Linked DNA regions of Mus musculus: regions 1 and 2 are each linked to region 3. Evidence: chromatin loops called from intact Hi-C (ENCODE). Cell type or tissue: heart. All regions are shown on one strand.

Region 1 (2,500 bases), 250 kb after region 3:
TTTTTGGAAGCAAGTTACAGAAAAACTAAACACAAGTTGATCATAAGGATGTTTAACATTTCATGTCTGTAGAAGTTGAGGCTGACTATGGATTGATGTAGTAGCTCAAGGTTGTCATCAAGGGCCCAGGGTTTCCCATTTCCCTTATTTGCACTCCCTGGTGCTGATTTCCTTCTCAGGTGTATCATAGAAGGCTGCAGCATCTTCAGGGACCATGTCTAACTCTGTGCTCAGAGATAGGGGCTAATTGGCTTCTGTCTATGTCACCTTGGAGAGAGGTGTCTATGTTTCCAAAGCTCCCAAGGAAACATTTCTACACATGTTAGAGGCCAGAATTGATTCCTGTGAGCATTTTCAAGCCAGTCTCTGGCCTGGAGTATGAGTCTGGAGAGTGGGTGGAATTGCTGTGGTCAGCACAGACCATGATGTCCCCATGGTCTGGCCACTACTAGACATCTTACACGGATGCTATTCAGAATGTTTCTCAATTCACTGGCATAAATGACATTTCTGGAAGCAGCTGGTTTCTGCAACTCAGAACTGTTGGGTGAAGAAGTGAAGATTTTTATTGTTCTCTTACTGTGTCAGTAACATATTCTTCAATTTGGTAAAACTGCATCATCATCAGCCCTTATGACTAATGCTATGACTTATCTCTTTCAGATGTCGTTAGTGTTGGGTTTCACTGAGAATTCTTTAGCTGTGAGGGCGGCTGAGCAGTTCTCCATAGCTTTTGTCTGCTTTTATTTGCATCTGCTCCTTCAGAAGGTAGCACTCCCTGGGACAACAGGCAGGCAGAATGCTTAAGTTTCAAACGTCCAAGTGAACATGGCATCACCCACTTCCATCTCAGATATAGCAAGATGGAAGTGGAGACCATCCCAACACAAAATAAATGCAAATTACCCTGAGACTTAAGTGCTCCAGATGGAACCCTTGGGAGGCCCTTAGCATGGAACAGTCCCAGAGGCTGTGGGCCAAATGCAAAGAATCCCAGCACTTGAGCACAGTCCTTGGAGAGCACTTGAGCACAAATTATTTCTATGACCACATGTAATGATTGAGTTAGAAGCACTAAAACATTTAAAGTGATACTCACATGCAAAATTCTCCTTTGAGGGACGGCTCCAGTCTCCAACTATGTATCTCTGAAGAAAATAAGGATGGAATAAAGCAACCCACATTTTGTTTATTACAAAAATTCTAACAGCAGGCTTATCAACCAATCTTTGTTGAAGTAAAATAGTCTTTAGTGGTCATTTTTGTCCTGAACATTGATTTTCTCTCCATTGTATAGTAGGCTTCAAAGTGTTTGTGTATTGTTTACCATAGAGCTGTCAAGGATGCTCTGAGGAAGGTCTAAGGATGTCTTGGAGTCTACAGAATATGTGCCTGTCACTGTCCATGAGGCAGAGCTCACAGAATTCACGACATCACCAGGTGGGTCCAGGCATCTCTTCTGTACTTTTCTTCTATCAACACTTTTTCACTATGGCTCTCTTTTGCCCTCGTCATGCTTGCTGGCTTGCATGGCTTCTTTCTCTAACTGTCCATTCAATTTCGTCTTGGGCTACCCTTCCTAGGGATCCACCTCTGGTGATTTAAATGCTATTTCTACCTTCTCCTGCTTCATGCGTGAGAATAAGAGGCCAGGATGCTTTGGTTTCGATGTTATAAGATGTTTAACTACACTAAAAAACAATTTATTGATTCTTTGGTTTGCAAAACAGAATTTTTGTATCAAATCGAAGTTAAAACATTCATTTTCACTCCCTATAACAGTAACCAAGGGGGTCACTGTGAAGTTTCTTTTTTCTTTCATCCTTTCTTCTCCTCCTCTTCTTCTTCCTCCCCCTCCTCTTCTCCTCCTCTTCTCCCTTTTCCACTTCTGCTTCTGTTTCTGCTTCTTCTTCCTCCTCCTCCAAATTCTGGGAATTGAACTTGGAGCCTTTCACTTTTATATACTGGGGAAACATTCTACTACCAAGCCATGTTCCTAGTGCTGGAGTTTCTTTGACTGTGAAGTACAGTGAAACTAAAAGGGGCTTCCAGTATCTAAAAGAAATGACTTCTATCTTATGTGCTTCTCAACAATACAGTTACATCTCTAATATTAAGCGTGAGATAATACTACATATGCATTTTCATTAGGTCTGTAGATGTTCCGTACTCATAAGGATGCTCTTCTTGAATTCAGGGATGGTAGGATTTCAGGTATTTGTCTTACTTCCTGATAATATTTTTTTGTCTGTTGTAGTGGAAGATAACAAGGTATACAATACAGCACTAATGTAGATCTGATGTATTAGAAACAGATAAGATATGTGGGAAATAGTCCTTGGCTACAAGGTGATGTGAAAAAACAGGGTGGTAATAAGAACAGGTCCACTGGCTGTGTCACAATGGGCACTGACTAAGTGTATCAGCTAAGTGCAGTGTGATGGGGCCATCCTCTCACTTACTTTTGATGATGGGCTCATCCAAGGAACAGGAATAATCT
Region 2 (2,500 bases), 800 kb after region 3:
CCCCTCTGCAGCTCCTTTTCTTGTTTTTAAAGTCTGGGATTATAGATGTCAAAGGCAAATGAAAATACAATTAGACGTCTTTGCATTTTTCTTTTCCTTTGTGCATGTGCATACTTTGTCTTTCATATTTTCCTGCAATAAATACATACTGAGCCGGGCAGTGGTGGCACTCATCTTTAATCCCAGCACTTGGAAGGCAGAGGCAGGCAGATTTCTGAGCTCAAGGCCAGCCTGGTCTATAGAGTGATTTCCAGGAAACCCTGTCTATAAATAAATAAATAAATAAATAAATAAATAAATAAATGTTAAATACATACTGCTTTCCTCATTAGAAAAGAAGATGCTTTTAAATATGACAGCAATTCAGCAATTACAGAGGGGAAGAAGAAGAAATCTGAAAAATTAATGTGTTCTTTTGATTGTGTCAGAGGGATAAAATCAAGTCTCACAGTGCTGGCAGGTGTGCAGGGAGCACCCACACACAGGAGCTGTGCAGGGAGCACCATCACACTGGAGCTGTGCAGGGAGCACCCGCACACAGGAGCTGTACAGGGAGTACCATCACACTGGAGCTGTGCAGGGAGCACCCACACACAGGAGCTGTGCAGAGAGCACCATCACACTGGAGCTGTGCAGGGAGTACCATCACACTGGAGCTGTGCAGGGAGCACCCACACATAGGAGCTGTGCAGAGAGCACCATCACACAGGAGCTGTACAGGGAGCACCATCACACTGGAGCTGTGCAGGGAGCACCATCACACTGGAGCTGTGCAGGGAGCACCATCACACTGGAGCTGTGCAGGGAGCACCATCACACTAGAACCCCAACAGCTTCCCGTTGTTAGCTTGTTTGTTTTCACTTCTGAAGCCTCTAGAATCATATGCCTGTGTTCCTTGTATATCTACCTGCCTCTGCGGAACTAATCCTCCCAACTCCTGCTTGCCTTTAATCCCCATTTCAAAACCCATTTCCTCTTAAAAAAAAAAATGTCTTCCCCAAACTTCTCTAATACTCGGCACTTTTCCACTAGCAAAATCTGTGATCTGTGAAAATCAATTCACCTCCCTGGGAGCCTGTTTTCCTGGCAACTGGGAGTGGCGAGTCTATATGCCTCCACAGGGTTGTGATGCAAACATAATGCTGGTAGCCGGGTAAGGCACGGTAAGTAAGCAGTGGCTTTTTCTTTGAGTCTGTCCCATAACACCCTGGCTCCAGGAGATATTCATAGTTATATACTTTTAAATTTTTTTCTAGGTGAGAGAAGGAGCATTTTAAACAAAATAGACTTTTAATGAAAAAATATGAAGCTACTTTTTCTAAATCTGAGTGAAGGAGGGTGTGGTCCCTCTTCCACGTTCCCTGTTTAAAAAGATTCTGGCCCTCTGTTTGCAAAGTCTCTTCAGAGCCTGCACATTTTCGATTTTGCTCCAGAGAGGGCTGCCTTTGATTGCTTGCTTAGTTTATCATAGTTTGGTGAGGGAACTTCTCAGAAGATCTCTTGCTTTGATTTCCTGTTAAAATTTTACATCAATTCATTAGCTTGTTTGAAAGATCTTTGAAATAGAAACTGTGGGGTTATGAGGGTTAACTCCTAAACCTATTGTTTCTGGGGTCTAAGAACCTTGTCTGGATCAATTTTAAGGGAACGGCAAAACCTGCAGGTGAGTACAAGAGAAAGGAGTCCAGCGGGCTGTTTTTAAATAATGAATTAACCACTTGTTCTGGGAAGCTGAGAAAAAGCCCAGGTTCTGAACAGAACGGCCATCCATGCTAATATGCATGTGTGAATTATTACTTACAGGGAAGAACCCTCTGCCACTAGTATTGAAATATTTAGAAGTTTCACTGAAGAAATGCCCTGGAAAATACGCAGCATATCGTCCTTGTGAGCACTCTGGATTGTCAGTTGTTTAGCTGAGACACAGGCTGGCGGTTCCCTCCAATTCTCAGTCTAGAAACCACGTTTGAGTTGGATCTGAAGGTCTTGGTTCTCTGACCCTTGGTGACCCAAACAACTGTGCTTAGAGGCAAGCAAGGTGGGAGTTTAGTCTAAAATACAGGATGCCCCCAGCTGCCTACGCCTAGACACAGATTAGTTGTTCTAAACAATTAGCTAGGGAGCAATCCAATCCCTGGTGACAATTAGGATGGTTGAGACATCCTGCTGACAGCTGTGGTGACAGCGAAGAGTAAAACTACCCCAGACTGAATCAAGAAACTTGGTCCTTCTGATTTACAGGCAGGCCCTCCTGCCACCACATATGGATTTTGAAAGGACTGAAAAATGACCCAGAAGAGCCCCTGCTGCAGAACGGGACACGAAGACATGATTCCCTGTAATCCGAGCAGAGTCTCTGGTGCTTCTGAGGCTCACACTAGCAAGGCAAACTGGCAATGCTCTTCCCCTACAATAAAGTAAAAAAATTTTTTTAATTTTAAAAGAACATCGAGGTGATTTCAGAGAGCGCACACCACAGAGCTGAACACACCAACCCTT
Region 3 (2,500 bases):
GCTTTCTTACGTCTTCCACAGAAGCAGGCAGCTCATTTTGGTGTTGGAATTTGGTTAGCTCCTGGAAACCATTTATGTAGCTTTGTAATTATTTTGCAGTCAATTAAAAAAAAAAGTCATAAAGACACGTGTACCAAGCGAGCTCACACCTGGTGATGGAGCCCCTCTGACTGACAGTTGCCCGTCACCTTCATGGCCCTGCTGGAGAACTTCTTTCCCTGGCTTTTGAGGGCTGATGACTGTGATCAGAGCTTTAGTGTCAGCTCTAACATCACTTCCCCAGGAAAACGTTACATTTTCCCGGATGCGATATCTCCCATGGCACTGTGTGCTTGTCCTTCGTGACCTTTGCTGTAGTTTGTAATACATCGTTGTAGACTTATTTGTATGTTGTCTATATTCTCCTTTAGACAATAAATTATGTCCAAAGTATTGTTTTTTTTCTTCACACCATCTTTGATGTCTACATGATTCCAAACAACCTAAGTGCTAACTAAACACTTGTTGAACACAGTAAAGTTTTGGTTGAATAACATTCCCTGCCGTCCAGAGGGACTCAGAGAGATCCTTGTAGTAGAAAGTGGTCAGGGTGGTTGAGCTGGATGCCTGTTTTTTTTTTTTTGTCAATATTTATATTCTGTATAGTATATCTTGATGGGTTTGGGATTTCTTCTCGACTCTTAGACTTCAGAACAGCTTACCAACTGGTGTGTAATAGGGGGCTTGCCATCCCAGGTGGCTGTCTTGTCCTACTGTGGTTACCGAGGGATCATCTAAAAGAATGCCCACGGTGCTGGTATATCGTCTATGAGTAGGAGAATTAGAAAGGGTGAAAAGAGTTGACCTCCCTCCCCCTTTTATTCCCTTGGTTTTGCCTCACATAGTGGTGGGGAATAATGCCATGGGGGTGTCGCCAATTCTAATATGGCTGGCTGTATTAAATGCTAGGAATAATAATGGAAGACATTGGAGACTCTCTTTGCTGCAGTGTGTGTTGCTGAGGAAATGAAGAACGTCACATTCAAAATCTCATTTCCCTTTTTAACTACAGGGGATTTCAGCATCAAAAGGCTTCATGCCCAAATTTCCACCTTGTAAAAACTGCAGCCTGTAAATTGAGCCAGCAGGGGGCGCTACGACCCTTCCTAAGAAGTTTCCTTTTTTTTCCCCCTGAAGACACTGGCATCTGGATTGTGGAACCAAAGATATCAAGCTGGATGTTAATGACGCTCAGCCTCAAACCTGAAAAGAGAAAGGTTTATGATAGTGTGATTTACACGCTTTCTTAAAAAGTCACATGAAGCTAGTTTGCTTTAGCAATCTGTTTAGCCCAGGGGTGGGATGGGGAGTAGTCTCCGCTTGGTTTGGGAGAATGGCCTTGGAAAATAAAGCACGTCCAGACATTTGACATATTGATTTAATGTGATGCAAATTCACACAGCACCTCAGGGTCATCTCCGTATTTAGAGGTCATTGACATCTGGCTGGGATTTCTCAGTCAGTGGAGATGCACAAAGACCTGAAGGATGCTTATGATAAACGAGTGAGGGGATCTTTGATAATGTTTCTGTTGTTGAACGGCAAAGTTTGCAGTTCGAATGAGACCTTAGAGAGCTCACAGCCAGCCGACTGCTGAGGGTAGCGAGTACTTTTCCTGTAGCGCTATTGTTGGTTCTACGATGCTGTCTTGGATTTGCTGAACCTCAGCACCACCTGAGGAGAGTTTTGCTGCAATGACCTCCCTATTTCCCCCCCTGTGACTCTGGTCCCACTCAGGGCCGAGTCACGATCACTGAGGTAAATATCATGCCAGTCACCTCCGTGGTGCGATGCTTCTCTGCTTGAGTTGCTGGAATGAAATAATGGGATATGCGAGGACTCTGCCCTTCGCAGTGGGACGGTGGTCCAATTTCTAGCGGTCCATTTGCTGAAGGGCGCAGGGGCTGAGTTTCTAGTTCTTCTGAGAGGACCAGCTTCTGGGGGCAGCTGCTGACGACTCTCTTTGAATGTCTTTTTGCCTTTCGACTGGTGAACGCACTGAAATCACCTTGGAGATGAAAAGGAGCCGCTCTGAGGAGGAGCCTGGAGTGAGGCAGCAGGGGTACCATGGTCATGCCTACTGAGTGCTCCACACGTGAAACCATGGTTTCTGACCACAAGCGTTTCCTGGAAAGCATCACTCTTAGGAACTGTTTCTGTGTCCCTGGGGCTGTCATCTCAAAGTCTGTCACATTCCTGGAGGGAAAAAGTCCACTCCCCTGCTATTTTGTGTTGGTGGAGTGTACATGTTGTTGGAAGTTGGCCCTGCAAACTTTGAGACATGTTCGATTTGCAGTAACTAATTATCAATTCACTGCTGAAAGGAAGAGGGAGGGCTTCCATATTAGATTCCACATATGGCGTCCCTAAGCTATGCACTGTTTCTTTCTTTCTTTTTTTTCCTTGCAAAGAAGAAAATGCGTCAAAGCTCCTGAGTGTCTAGGATTCATCTTCTCTCCTG

What was found. Hi-C counts contacts between places; a loop is a spot of excess contacts. Peaks named below come from ENCODE experiments on the same cell type or tissue, not always from the same donor. Only the 100,000 strongest peaks of a DNase experiment are listed, where the experiment ranks them.
Region 1: a loop joins it to region 3, with 2.5 times the contacts of the local background. A loop is called at or near these places in 2 of 42 quality-filtered maps.
Region 2: a loop joins it to region 3, with 12 times the contacts of the local background. A loop is called at or near these places in 19 of 42 quality-filtered maps.

The regions. Positions count from the first base shown.
Region 1 is chr9:87,966,861-87,969,360 of GRCm38, reverse strand. No RefSeq gene overlaps it. Among named protein-coding and RNA genes, the nearest start is that of Gm23176, 53 kb to the left of the region's middle. In heart, no CTCF peak of the experiment used is centred here; DNase peaks (open chromatin) are centred at 450 and 960.
Region 2 is chr9:87,421,993-87,424,492 of GRCm38, reverse strand. No RefSeq gene overlaps it. Among named protein-coding and RNA genes, the nearest start is that of Cep162, 170 kb to the right of the region's middle. In heart, no CTCF peak of the experiment used is centred here; no DNase peak of the experiment used is centred here; H3K27ac peaks cover 579 bases; H3K27me3 peaks cover 496 bases.
Region 3 is chr9:88,220,806-88,223,305 of GRCm38, reverse strand. No RefSeq gene overlaps it. Among named protein-coding and RNA genes, the nearest start is that of Gm28231, 38 kb to the left of the region's middle. In heart, a CTCF peak has its summit at 1,121 (motif pointing right); no DNase peak of the experiment used is centred here; H3K27me3 peaks cover 1,237 bases.